Regions from separate parts of the Homo sapiens genome. Here region 1 is linked to region 2. The links are chromatin contacts, found by Hi-C in ENCODE. All regions are on one chromosome and are shown on one strand. Each heading gives the region's core, a stretch centred on a gene start or an enhancer-like site at or near the end of the contact. The rest is flanking DNA. Distances are from core to core; before and after follow the strand shown.

Region 1 (6,659 bases), core at 614-3,113, 1.4 Mb before region 2:
TGTTAATGGAAAGCTGTTAGGTTAGTAAATAATACAAAACAATCTTAGAAAAAAAATCTAAGTGTAGATTTTTGAAGTGTAGAATATTTATGTCAAACAATTAATGATTTTTCCTTTAGGGCTGTGTTGTTCTGGAATCATCTTCTAGTTTCTGTTGTGAATATAATGTATTACCTGTTAATGCTAAGTTTGGCCAAGTGCCAGATAAATTCACAGTTATTGCAATAAGAAAATAGATCTTTCATAAGAATAACTAAATTTTCTCAGAGTTCTCTGAAATTGGATGAGTAGATACCTACTTTCTTCCAAAATTGTCTCAAGTATACAAAAATTAAAAACTAGTTTCATATAGCTTTGCAAAGCTTATTAGAAAGAGGTTGACAGTTATAGAAACAGAGATAAAGATGTTTTCCCTAAAATATTTGAGGTTTATTATTTAAAAATGTCTTAAAAATTATGTCTCCAAATTGCTTGAACCTGGGAGGCAGAGTTCTGGTGAGCCAAGATCACGCCACTGCGCTCCAGCCCAGGCAACAGAGCAAGACTCTGTCTCAAAAAAAAAAAAAAAAAAAAAAAGTGTCTCCTTGATTTCTCAAATAATTGAGAAATTATTTGAGAAATGAATGAGAAATAAATAAGAGTTGATCTACCATTTGATACAGCAATCCCATTTCCTTTGGTATACACTTAAAGGAAAATCAATCATTCTGCCAAAAGGCACATTGTACCCATACGTTCATTGCAGCACTATCCACAATAGCAATGATGTGGAATCAACATAGTTGCCTATCAATGGTTGATTGGATAAAGTAAATGTGATACATATACACCATGGAATACTATGCAGCCAAAAAGAACAAAATCATGTCCTTTGCAGCAAAATGGACACAGAAACAGAAAAGTAAATACTAAATGTCCTCAAGTATAAGTGGGAGTTAAACATTGAGTACACATGGACATAAAGATGGGAACAAAAGACACTGGGGAATACAAGAAGGGGGAGGTCTCTGAAGAAGGGAGGCAAGGGTTGAAAAACTATCTATTGGGTACTATGCTTACAACCCGGGTGACAGGTTTAGTTGTACTGAAAACATCAGCACTACACAACATGTCCACATAACACACTCGCCCATGTACTCCCTGAATCTAGAATGAAAGTTGAAGAAAAAAAAGGAATATAATACCCTCTGCCTCCAAAAAAAAAAAAAAAATGTGTTTCCTCAGGCATTTCCTGGTCATCTTTGCTTTGTTCTTAGAAATGAAATTTATTTGTGGTTTTTTGCTCTCTCAGTGTCACTCCTCTGTAAGTCTTTCTCTCATCTTTGATCAGTTTATTTTTTCTTACCTGTCACTTCTGAGGGTACTCTGGGAATGGGCTAAAATTAGGGCAGCTGCTTTTTTAGGTTGCCATAAACAAAGCAACTGAGTGATGTCAGGCAGAATGATGCTGAGAGTCTCCTGAGAAGGTGATCTGAGTCAGAAAGTGACTTAAACGAGTGAAGAGAAGATAAATACATAATACTAATGGACTGTCTTAAGATTCTTAAATATAATGCATCCAAATAATTTTAAAAATCAAGATAGCAGAAGAAGAGGTGACTTTAAATTATGTTTCATCCATACTTGAGTAAAGCATCAATTGAAATAAGAAGGAGCATCACACTAACCACCACGGTGTCAACATGGCTAAAAAAGAAAGTCAGAAAGCAGTGTCATGCCAACACTTCTAATTTTAATCACAGCTCTAAATGGTCAAGAACACACCCAGAAAATGATAGTGTGTATCTAAGTCTGGGTTTTTTTGTGGTTAACATCTCTCTGACGTAACCTTAGATACTACAGGTGGTTTCTCTTCTTATGGGCAAAATGCTATATACGGTGTGTACTTTCCAGAGACTGTGGTTTGAAAGAGCAATGCTGGCCAGTTGCATAATTACAGGTCTGACGATGAAGGTTGTAAGAAAAACTAACCCTGTTGAATCTCTTAGAAGTTTTTAATTAAGAGGGATTCTGTAAAGAAGACATGTAACGGCTTACAGGTAAAGGCTTACCTTGATTTTGCTTCATTCAGAGGACATGACCTCTTAGAAGGCAAGGTAAACATCTAGACACACATAAATCTTTGTTTGTAATGATAAGAAATGTACTGGCAAATATATCAGACCCCCACACCTATGGGTCTTTCCTGTTGATGTAGTTTCTGACCTTCCAATATGTAATGACTCAGTACTGAAGGCCAAGTGCGAGTGGTGAGTGGTTTCTCTGGTGATCTATACCAAAATAAGGGCTTATAAGTGTTCTATCTTGGTGGCTGTGCTACTGAAATAGATCTGAAACAAGTAAAAGAATAGTTACCTGAAATACACTTGCTATAAAGCTTTGACTCCACTCTAACCGGGATACCTCTTCACAATAAAGAACACTATGGTTAAAATGATGGAATGAGCACCATATCGAGTTCTCCTCTCCCAGATTCTCATGGAGTGACACATAGACCACGCAGAAAAGGAAACAGTCAATCGTGCTGCAAATCAGGAATGGGTAACAGATAAATGCAACCCATTTGCAGCTGGGGAATTTCTGCCAGCTGTAATGGGAATGGGCAAGGGTATTGAGAGCTATTAAAATGGATACAATCTACCCTCTTTAGAATGAGTACGTAAGTCAGCAGCACTAGGACACTGCAAGTGTGTATTTGCACTGGAGAGGCTCTGAGACTCCTCCTCGGTATCAAGGCAACACCAAGCTCCATAGCAGTTTTCAGCTTTGCTCCTAGATCAAGCAGAAAGCCTAGTCCTGAGGAGGAGAATCTAAAGCTATCATCTATAACACACAGTTAGAAATGTGAGTGTAAAGTTGGGGAGAGAGGTTTGAACTAAAAATAAAAAAATCTCAGCATACAGATGGCATTTATAGCCTTGCAACCAGAAGAGATCACTAGGGATGAATACAGATAAAAGGGAGATGTCATCCAAGGATTGAGGTGTGGGCTGTTCCAACATTAAGAAACAGGAAAAGAAGGAAAAAAGAAATCTGGAGGCAAACAAGACGAAGGAGTGAACCGATAACTCCTAAACTATTTCAACTATTCCAGAGAGGACTCTTGATGAACATGGTAGTAAGAGGCTTTTCTTTTCCCCTCAAGATTTCCCCAATATGACAGTAAATGTATATGAATAAGAATCAATCTATGTACATGCTGAAACCAATCCAAGTGCCATCACTTTGACAAATATTCAAAAAGCGGAAAGTATCTTAGTGTTCTTATCCATGGGTAAGACAAGGCACAGGAAAAACTAAATTGCAGCTTTTGCAATACACACAAGCCAAGCGTGAGGGGAGGGGAGATGTGATTTCACATGTATAAAGTCTCCATGCTCTGAGTCAGCAAATACAGAGACAGGGGTGGGCTGTGGGTTGTCAATCAGGATGGTCGACTAGAAGATTGTGTATAGAGCAGGTGGGCCAAGAGGCCTCATGTCTATCCCTGTAAACTGCTATCTGAATAGATCAATTTGCCTGAGAGGTCGTTGGTGTGGGTTTGAAGGGTCCTAGGTGTGAGGCAATACAGAAAATGGGGAGAATATCATACTCTTTTGGGTAATGGAAGCAGTGAAAGAATAGCAAGTAGCTCTCCCTGGGAGTGAAATACGTCAAAATATTGTATCTCAGAGTACAGTCTTCCATCACTTTGGAACTGTGGGGATTCTGACTCAGGCTGCCTATACTTCCCTATGAGCCACATAATCAGAGCCCAGAGGTAGCCATCCCACGGAAAAGAGGTCACACTGGGTGAATATACCAACAAAACAGCAAAGGGACCCCACTTCTACTACCAATACGAACCAGAGCAACTCTTCATTTGTAATTATGTATGGTGAATAAAAAAAATCATCAAAATAATTTTCGGAAAAAAGGGCACGAAAGAAGAGAGGCAGAAGAAAAAGGAAAAATAAATATCAGGAAGAGAAGCGAATGTAAAAGTTTTGTGATTTTTAAAAATATTTCTTCCATAAAATAGAGGAAATAAGAATTAATGTATATTAAATTTATCTTATCAAATTAAAATAATGGAATACCATTATTTGGCAATGCATAAATACATGATCACATAATTGCAGATATTTTATTTTTGTTTTTTGATGTTTAGAATCAATCTAGTCAAAGCACCTAAATCTTAATTTGTTCCAGAACAAAATGCAAATATTACAGATTCATAGAAATGAACATATAGTTGACAGCGTAGAAATAGGTGTATAGTTGACTGATTGTGAGAGTAGAGAGCAGGGAGAAGTGATGGAGGGAAATTTGGAAGCTCTAATTTTATGTAGCACAATCCAGAATCAGTAGGTAACCTTTATTTAGAAATATTTGTGAAAGTTGTGATAAACAATATAACATTAGAAGTTAACATATCTCAGGAAAAAGAAAGGGAGTTTGAGTCAGAGTGCTGCATATTTTTAAAAAATTGATCAATTCAGAAAGAGAAATGCAAACCTATTTGTTAGAATTGCACTGGTAATCACCAGAAGAACTAACACTATAAATGGGTGAAGTGGTTAGCACTTAGGCTGGGACTAGAGATGAAAAGGAAGAAGGGAACTTTTATTATTTTTTTAATTTTTACCCTCTTGTGAGTTTTTTTAAACAACATTTTTATGTATTACTTTCATAAATAACAATTATTTAAAAATAAACTAACCAAGATTATAGAGAAAAACTCCTGAGTTTTTCCTAATACAATGCTAATACAAATGCTAATGCCAATACAAAACTCTAACAGAGATGAAAATGATAAACTTTTAATTTTATGAACTTAATATTGATGCAAATATATGTAAATTAATTTGGTAGTTAAGTAGAAGATTGATATGATTCGCCCAAAAAGTTTATTCCTAGAAGACAAGGATATCGCTACATTAGGAAATAAATTCATACAATTGAACATATTAACAAATCCATTAGGGAAAAAAGCCACAATCATCTGAATGGACGGAAAAGTCAACATTCTTTTCTGATTGATAAAACCTACAATAAAAGACAAATAGAAGTCTATATTTTTAACATGATAAAAGTAGTTGAAACATATATCACAAAATTTAACTCCTTAATATATAAAGTGCTCTTACAAAGCAACAAGAAAAAGATATACCCAGTAGAAAAATAATAGTAGGAGGCAAATCACCAATCAAGTATCCTCAAAACATTAAACAATGTTCAATTTTATTAGTATTTAAAGAAGTGTAAATATAAGCTATGAAATAACTTTAAGCTATTAGCTATTATATTGGCAATGATTAAAATGCTATACTCAGTATTGGTGAGACTGAAATAAATGGGCTGTCTTATCTGACTAGGAGAGGTACATGTTAATAAAATAATTCAGGAAGGTAATTTTTTAATATATTTAAAAAGTATTAAAAGTGCATTTATCCTTTAATCTAGAAATTTCACTTCTAGGAGTTATAGCTAAAGAAATCACTTAAGATAAATGCTTACAAAATTTAGCAACAGGATGATCCAAACATTACATTTTATAATGGAAAAATAGAAATAAACCAAATGTCTAACAGTAGAATAGTTATGTCAATTACGATAAATCTGTATAATACTATTCAACCATCAAAATTAATGTTGCACATGAATACTTGTTCATGTAGAAGATGTTTAAGATATATTAAGTGATAAAAGCAAGGCTTGAAGTAATGTAGCAGTATGATCTTATTTTTGTTTAAATTATCTATCTATCTCTCTCTATGTATCATCTATCTATCTATTTACCTACCAACCTACTTACCTACCTGTCTATCTGAAAAAGCCTGGAAGAATATTATGATGTTAATGTTAATTACCTCTGGTTGGTGTTTTTTCATTTTTATTATTGTCTATTATGATTATACATATTATTGTATATTATTGCATATTATTTTTCTTTTCAAACATAATATATTACTTTTATAAGAAAATAAGTAAATGTTATTTTAAGGTAAAGTAAGTAGATGTGATCTCTTGTGTAAAGTATGAAAAAGGCTTAATAGGCTTTTTACAAGATAAATCCCATAATTCGATTAGAAAATGAACACAGCAGAAAAATGGGCTGTAGACAATTGCCAAAATAAAAACTGTTAATGACCTAGGAACAAGAAACATTCAACCTGACTAGTAATTTAAAAAATAAAATTAAAAAGAGGTTCTCTTTTTCTATAACCAAAGAGACAAAAGATTTCTAAAAAACAGAAAATTATCTATGAAAGCAAATGTTTAGGGCTATGAGATCTCTTGTACAATGTAGAAGTGGCAGTAATATTTCTGCAGAATATGAAACCACATAACAGAAGTGTTAATATTGTACATGCCATTTGGTCCAGACATTTCCTTTCTCTGAATTTTCATAAAAAGAAATGTGGACATGAACAAATAAGGATGTTAATTACAGCATTTTTTATAATGATAAAAATTGGAAAAAACCTAAATGTTCAAAAATACAAGATTGATTAGCTAAATTACAGTATATGAATAAAATAGAATATTATTCCAAAATTGGGTTTTTAGAAGAATATTTAATGACGTGGAACAGGTTCGTAATATACTGTAAAATGAAAAGAAAGTGTTCTTTTTCTGCTCTACCACGATAGCAGAGAATATGTTTTTGGGTGTCA
Region 2 (6,914 bases), core at 3,227-5,726:
TACATTTGACTCCTCCACCATCCCCACTGCACTGCCCCCATGCAGCCACCATCGTCTCTTGCACAGTCTAGCTCAGTCATATCCAAATCGTTCCCCTGTCTTTGGTGTCACCTCCTTCCACACCATGCTTCACAAGAATAGCAAATTTATCATTCTGAAATACACATCCAAGAATGTCACTTCCTGCTTAAATACCTTTTCTCTGCTTTTTCAGCATTTCCTGCCTTTACCTGTGCTACTGCTTTTGTTTGTGTGTTTGTTATTATCAGTGTTTTGCCAGAATGCCTTTTTTCCCACTTGACTACCTGTTCAAACTCCTATTAATTCATCTTTCAAACTCAAGCTCAAGTGCACCTGCTCCAGGAAGCCTCTCCTGGCCTTACACAGTACCCTAGACATCTGAGCATCTCCACTGTAACATGATAATATTATTACTTGGTTAATTGTATTTCTTCTCCTTTGGACAGTGAATTCTTTGAGGGCAGGGATAGTGCCCTATTCACCTCTCCTTCCTTAAAACCTGACATGGTTATTTGGCATTTAATAGACATTCAGTGACTATTTGGATGGATGGATGGATGGATGGATGGATGGATGGATGGATGGATGGATGGTTGGATGGACGGACGGATGGACGGATGGACGGACGGACGGACGGACAGACGGACAAATGGTTAGATGAAACTAGATGGGGCCCCGAGATACAAACTCCTAAGTTTTCACAATGGGATGCCCCCTCTGCCACTTCCACATCATGTGTCCATATCACATGAGCAACATCACACCATATTTATCTGTACCCCAAGAACTCAAACATATTTACTTTGACAAGTTTGGTAACTGTCACCTGTGAGCAGGACTATGTGGTAGGTGCCCCTGCAGGGCATCTGTCAATGAGAAATTCTCCTCAGAGAATTCAGGGATGAATTGACCGAGGTTTAGCAAGTGCTTTCTTGCCAGTGAGGTGTCTGATATCTATAGGGGAAGCCTAGACAGATTCATGATCTGTTGTTCCAGCAGGAAAGACTGTGAGCTCATAAAGCACCATACCTGAACCATATCCCCTCTGCCACTTTGATCTTGTGCCCTTGGCATTTATTACAGCCCCAGATGAGCTGTTTCCTGTGGTGACTGTCTCCACATCATAAAAATGTGTATTGGAAGACAGTCTTCTTTCTGTTACTCAAGGACCCTTATGTGAGGAGCCATGTGGGAAATTTCTCCAGGAATTTTATTCAGAAGAAACTGTGCCCTCTGGGTGAACTGGTATGAGTTCCTCTAGCGCCGTGCTATTCCAGCTGTGGCCACAGGCCAGCAGCTGCAGCACCTGAGAGCTGGTCGGAATGCAGAATCTCAGACCCACACAGGCCTGCCGAATCATACTCTGCATTCAGCAGGACCCCAGCTGGTTCCTGTGCACAGCACATTCTCAGAAGCTCTGATCTTGCAGATGAGAACCATTTAACTCGCCTTCACTTTGCACCTGAGCTTCCAGATTCCTGAGTAAATTCCTTGCTCTTTTAGAGTAACTCACCCAATCACCTCGGGTGATCCTCTTGGTACCTTGCCAAGAGGCTTTATTCTTCATTCACTCAGCATTTCAGTTGAGTACTCCCTGTGTGCCTGGTCCTGTGTTCCGAGTACTAGGAGAGGAACAGAAAGAGCACTAGGGTCTCCTGACCTTGAGAAGCTCCCAAAACAGGGCCCCTGTTCCATCACACCACAATTTGAGAGCAGGACTTTGCCTCCTTTCACAGGCGGCGGGGCGGGGAGGTCTTTAATTTTCTAGGGTTTAGGGAGAGCTTCGTGCGGGAGTGTCTCTTTCATGGGAGTGTTTCTTTCTGATGCCTGCTGCCTTTACAGTTCAGAAGCATGTGTTTTCTGGAGGGTGAATACTTGTTTGTCTGCCTGATGGTCAGTCTGTGTCTCACATTTCTCTGTCTCTGCCCCTTTCTCCCTAAGAACCAGGATGTGGTCAGTCCCACACTGGCTCTTCCATGGTGTCTTCCCCGTCCTGCCTCAGGGACAAACCTCTTCTGCTCCTTCCTCCCCCTTGTCATTGGCTCCATCCCATCCTCACCATCTTCTTGCATCCCTCATCCTGCCCCTTTCTTCACTCCACTTGTGGAATTCATGGGGCAACTCCCCTGCGCTCCTCAGCCGCACTGCATTCTGCCCAGCGACAGAGGAGGCACTAGGGCTTTGGTGCCTTCACCCCTGGCCACCCTGTGCTGTGGCCAGCTGCCACTTACTCATTGCATCTCCTCATTTGATGTCCTCTTCCTCGTCTGTCTGTCCATCTTGCACACTGAACAGAATATCACCGCGCCCTACAGAGCACCTGTGTACACAGTTGAGCAGGCCAAAAATCAGCCATTTGTTGAAATAAATGACTAAGAGTAACCCCTCCAACCCTGCTTAGAAAATAGGTTAGGGCAGGCCGGGCACGGTGGCTCATGCCTGTAATCCCAGCACTTTGGGAGGCCGAGGCGGGCAGATCACAAGGTCAAGAGATCGAGACCATCCTGACTAACATGGTGAAACCCCATCTCTACTAAAAATACAAAAAAAAAAAAAATTAGCCAGGCATTGGTGGCAGGTGCTTGTAGTCCCAGCTACATGGGAGACTGAGGCAGGAGAATGGTGTGAACCTGGCAGGTGGAGCTTGAGCTTGCAATGAGCTGAGACTGTGCCACTGCACTCCAGCCTGGGCGACAGGGCAAGACTCTGTCTCAAAAAAAAAAAAAAATAGGTTAGGGCATAAAATGACTTGGAATATAGTATTAGTACTAGCAGCAATAGTAATAGTAGTAGTACTGTTGTCATTTAGTACCATGGGCTAGTTTAGACAGACCATTGAGTTTTAAATCAAAAAAGAAAAATAGGGCTGGGGATGGTGGCTCACACCTGTAATCCCAGCGCTTAGGGAGGCCAGTGCAGGAGGATTGCTTGAGACCATGAGTTCTAGACCAGCCTAGGCAGCATAGTGAGACCCTGTGTCTACAAAAAATTTTTAAAAGGCTGGGCATGGTGGCTCACACCTGTAATCCCAGCACTTTGGGAGGCCGAGGCAGGTGGATCACGAGGTCAAGAGATCGAGACTATCTTGGCCAACATGGTGAAACCCTGTCTCTACTAAAAATATAAAAAATTAGCCGGGTGTGGTGGCGGGCACCTGTAGTCCCAGTTACTCAGGAGGCTGAGGTTGGAGAATCATTTGAACCCGGGAGGCGGAGGTTGCAGTGAGCCGAGATTGCACCACTGCATTCCAGCCTAGCAACAGAGCGAGACTTTGACTCAAAAAAAAAAAAAAATTAAAATTAGTTGGACATGGCGAATGCCTGTGGTCCCAGCTACTCAAGAGACCAAGATAGGAAGATCTCTTGAGTCAGGAAATCGAGGCTGCAGTGAGCTGTGGTCATGTAATGGCACTCCAGCCTGGGCAACAGAGCTTTACCCTACCTCAAAAGAAAAAAAAATGGATTGGGGGGGTGCAGGGAGGGAGAGAGAGGGAGACAGAGGTAGAGACAGAGACAGAGACAGACAGAACGAGAACTGGAAATACCATTTTAACTTGTTTTGTAACTGCCAAGCAGTTGCCCTTTCTGCCACTGGGTGATGCTCTTGTAAACAGTGAAACCCAGCAAAGATGCCGTATTTGGGGGGAATTTTGTAAAGCTTCCTTTTACGTAAGTGAAAGTCATGCTTTTTCAATCTGAAAACTTGTATACAACTTCAATTCCAAAATACTCTGTCTCTGAAATGCCTTCCCATCCATAACACCCTACCCCCAACCAGCCACTTGGACACCATAAGGCCAGACTCTTGTCCTACTGTATCGCTGTGTTTCTCCATTGGTCTGTCACTGAATATTTTATTCAAATAGATTGTGATTATGAATCATTCTGTGTGACTATGATACAGATTTTATATTTAAATTAGGCTCATTTAAACTCACTAGGAGAAAGAGAAGCACCAATTTCATAAAAAATCCATGGATAAGGGCTTGAAATGAAGGTCAAGAAAGAGGCAGTAGCAGCTGTCTTTTGTCTGGGTTTCACTGAATGACTTGGTCTCTGCGCTTCTCCCCTCACTTCACTTTGGATGAGGTTAGGGTGGGGCAGAGTCTTAGAATGTAGGAGAGCCCCATAGTCATCAGCTCTGTAAGGTGTCTGTGCTGGGCCTGTGGCTCCGGAAGGGGCTGGTGTGGGTGATGCAGAGACTCAAGGGTCCTGTCCTGTACAGTGACAGCAGGGATGGTTAATCCCTGTGACTCTGAGGGGTTAGAAATAGGGGTCTTGGAAGTGGGCTCTGCATGGTCTGGAGAGGGAAGAAAGGCTTAGGACGCACATCGGTCAGGTTTCTGTCTGCTAAGCCGGGGGAAAGCCATGTGACCCTGGGCAAGTTACTCAGCCTCTCCTGACCTCAGCTTCTTCATCTGTGAACTGGGAGTTAGAACAAATGACCACAAAGTTCTGTTCCGTTTTCATCATCTGTAACTCTCTAAGACAGCGCTGTCCAGCAGGACTTCCTGCCGTGGTGAAATGTTCTCTGACTGCACTGTCTCATACGGGAGCCACTGGCCGCATATGGCTAGTGAGCATGTGAAGTATGGCTGGTTTCTTGTCTTAATTTATTTAAATTTAAGTAGCCACATATAACTAGTGGCTACCATACTAGACAGTGCAGCTCCACGATACAGAAGAAACTATATTCGATAGAGGAAAATGTAACAAGATCTCAGCGTGGCAGTTCATGGATGTCACAGGCAAATCATGCCAACTAGGAATAATATAAATTCTCCTGAACGCACAACAACAACAGTCCTGTTTCCTTTGAGGAGGCAAGAGTCCTATGAAGCAGAACCATCCGCAGAAGTGAGACAGAAGGAAAAAAGCTTTCAGAAGGGATGGGCTGTGCATCTGCATGAGCTTGCCTGGCAGAGCCTGGTTCAGTAATGAAACCACCAGAGGAGCTGGACACATTTCCCTGTCACCCTTCTAAAGCAGCGGGGAAGGGAGCAAAGTTTTCAGCAGTTTCCAGATCCACCCTGCCTCCTATCCCTTTTCCCCAAAACCATGTGACAGTGTCTAGGCCAGATGCGGTCAGGGGTGGTCAGTGGGCCCTGGGTGTACTCAAATCCCGCTGACAACCTATGCAGCTGAGGTTCCAGGGAAACATACAGCCCCCAGCTGCCAGGCCCCTACAGTCAGTAGTGTTTGCTCTAATAAAATATTAACCCAGTTATTAATATCTCCTCCTTCCCCATGATGAAGGAGTTTATCCGAGAACAATCCGGCACAAAGCTACCTGACCCAGAAGTCATCCAGTTCTGTGTCTCCATCTTCAAATGCTCCAGGCTCCTGCTCACCTGACGGCGTTGATCAGCAGCTCTTAGATGACTTCCACAGGGTGACCAAAGGGGGCTCCACCGAGGACGCCAGCCAGTACTACTGTGACAAGGTGAGCGAGCGCAGGCAGCCGGGTGATCCACACACCCAGGGCTTCCCGGCCTCTTGTGGGCAGCTGAGTAGCTCTAACTAAATGAAAATATCTTATCACCAACTGCTGGAGAGAGATGTGATGCAAATGACCACTTTCAAACCGTTTTCCAGAATGATAATGGTGACAGCTACTTAGTCTTGATCCGTATCACACCAGATGAAGATGGAAAATTTGGATTTAATCTTAAGGTATGTTGTGTATTTATAAAGGAAGTTTTGTGCTGGGAAGCAATCTTTCAATGAGTTTTTAATTTGCATTACAAATGTGCTGCATTCCTGAGCTACATAAGGAAGTTGGTTCAACCCTCAGAATTGAGAGTTGGGGGTTTTTTTTGTTTTTGTTTGGTTTGAGATATTTGGGGTTTTTTTTGTTTTTTTTTAAAAACTCACTTTATCGCCCAAACCTAGAGTGCAGTGGCACGATCGCAGCTCACTGCAGCGCTGACCTCCCCAGGCTCAGGTGATCCTCCCACCTCAGCTGGGACTATAGGGATGCACCACCATACCCAGCTAATTTTTTTCATATTTTTTGTAGAGATGGGGTTTCACCATGTTGTCCAAGCTGGTCTCAAACACCTGGCAATCTACTCACTTTGGCCTCCCAAAGTGCCGGGATTACAGGCGTGAACCACCGCACCCAGCCTAGAATTGAGAGGTTTTTTTTAATGTGGCCTTAACAGCTGCCGAAGGCCAAGTGCCTGCTCTGTGCCTGGCATTGGCTATCCACTAGATTCATAGCACCTTCTTAAGTTCTGATAACAAGTGGTAAGGTCAGTATTTTTAAACCCATTTTGCAAATGAATACTGAGGTTCCCAGAAATGAGGGCACACAGTTGGCAAACAGATCTACCCACTTCAGGAATGCTATTAAGAGAACCCCTCAGCATTGCTAAAGCTGATAAGAGAAAAACAATTCAAGTTCAACCTGCAGGGCCACCACTCTCCTCCAGGCACCTTTAAGCAGGATCTGCAAACTAAACCCACAGGCCAAATCCCATCTGTTTCTGTAACTAGTTTTTTTGGTAACAGCCACAGCCATTTGTTTACTGGTGGGTTAATGACTGCAGAGTTGAGCAGTTGAATCAGAGCCCTCACTCCCACAAAGCCTCTCTGGCCCTTTACAGAAAACGTTTACTCATCCCTACTCTAGGACAAAGTGAGGGCAGGTGGTCGCCTACCCCCCAGCTGCCATCATGCACAGCCTCATCTGCCCCAGCAGCTGTGTTGAGGACCAGCGCTCACAGGCCAGATGCGCTCACAGGGTGTGCCCCCTTCCCAGGCCTCGCTCGCCTCTGCTGAAAGCCCCTATATATATATATATAAAGCCCATATATATATATATTAAAGCCCATATATATATATAAAGCCCATATATATATATATATATATATTTTTTTTTTTTTTTTAATT

What was found. Hi-C counts contacts between places; a loop is a spot of excess contacts on that map. Pooled maps may share reads with other maps.
Region 1: a map with no recorded cell type shows a loop between it and region 2 (21-fold over the local background). The contact joins two enhancer-like sites. A Hi-C loop is called at or near these places in 7 of 37 single-sample maps with no recorded cell type and 3 of 50 pooled maps.

The regions. Positions count from the first base shown.
Region 1 is chr9:110,804,000-110,810,658 of GRCh38, reverse strand. It overlaps MUSK (muscle associated receptor tyrosine kinase), which reads right to left. Exons shown (of 15, transcript NM_005592.4): 15 at 4,101-6,659. Among named protein-coding and RNA genes, the nearest start is that of MUSK, 140 kb to the right of the region's middle. RefSeq lists an enhancer at 1,887-1,936. Within about 2 kb of position 1,863, at least 2 of the 41 ENCODE cell types and tissues checked have a DNase peak (open chromatin) inside an H3K27ac peak, as active enhancers do.
Region 2 is chr9:109,408,778-109,415,691 of GRCh38, reverse strand. PTPN3 (protein tyrosine phosphatase non-receptor type 3) reads left to right here. Exons shown (of 26, transcript NM_002829.4): 15 at 5,277-5,463; 16 at 5,616-5,693. Among named protein-coding and RNA genes, the nearest start is that of PTPN3, 86 kb to the left of the region's middle. RefSeq lists enhancers at 3,738-3,837, 4,358-4,477. Within about 2 kb of position 4,476, at least 2 of the 41 ENCODE cell types and tissues checked have a DNase peak (open chromatin) inside an H3K27ac peak, as active enhancers do.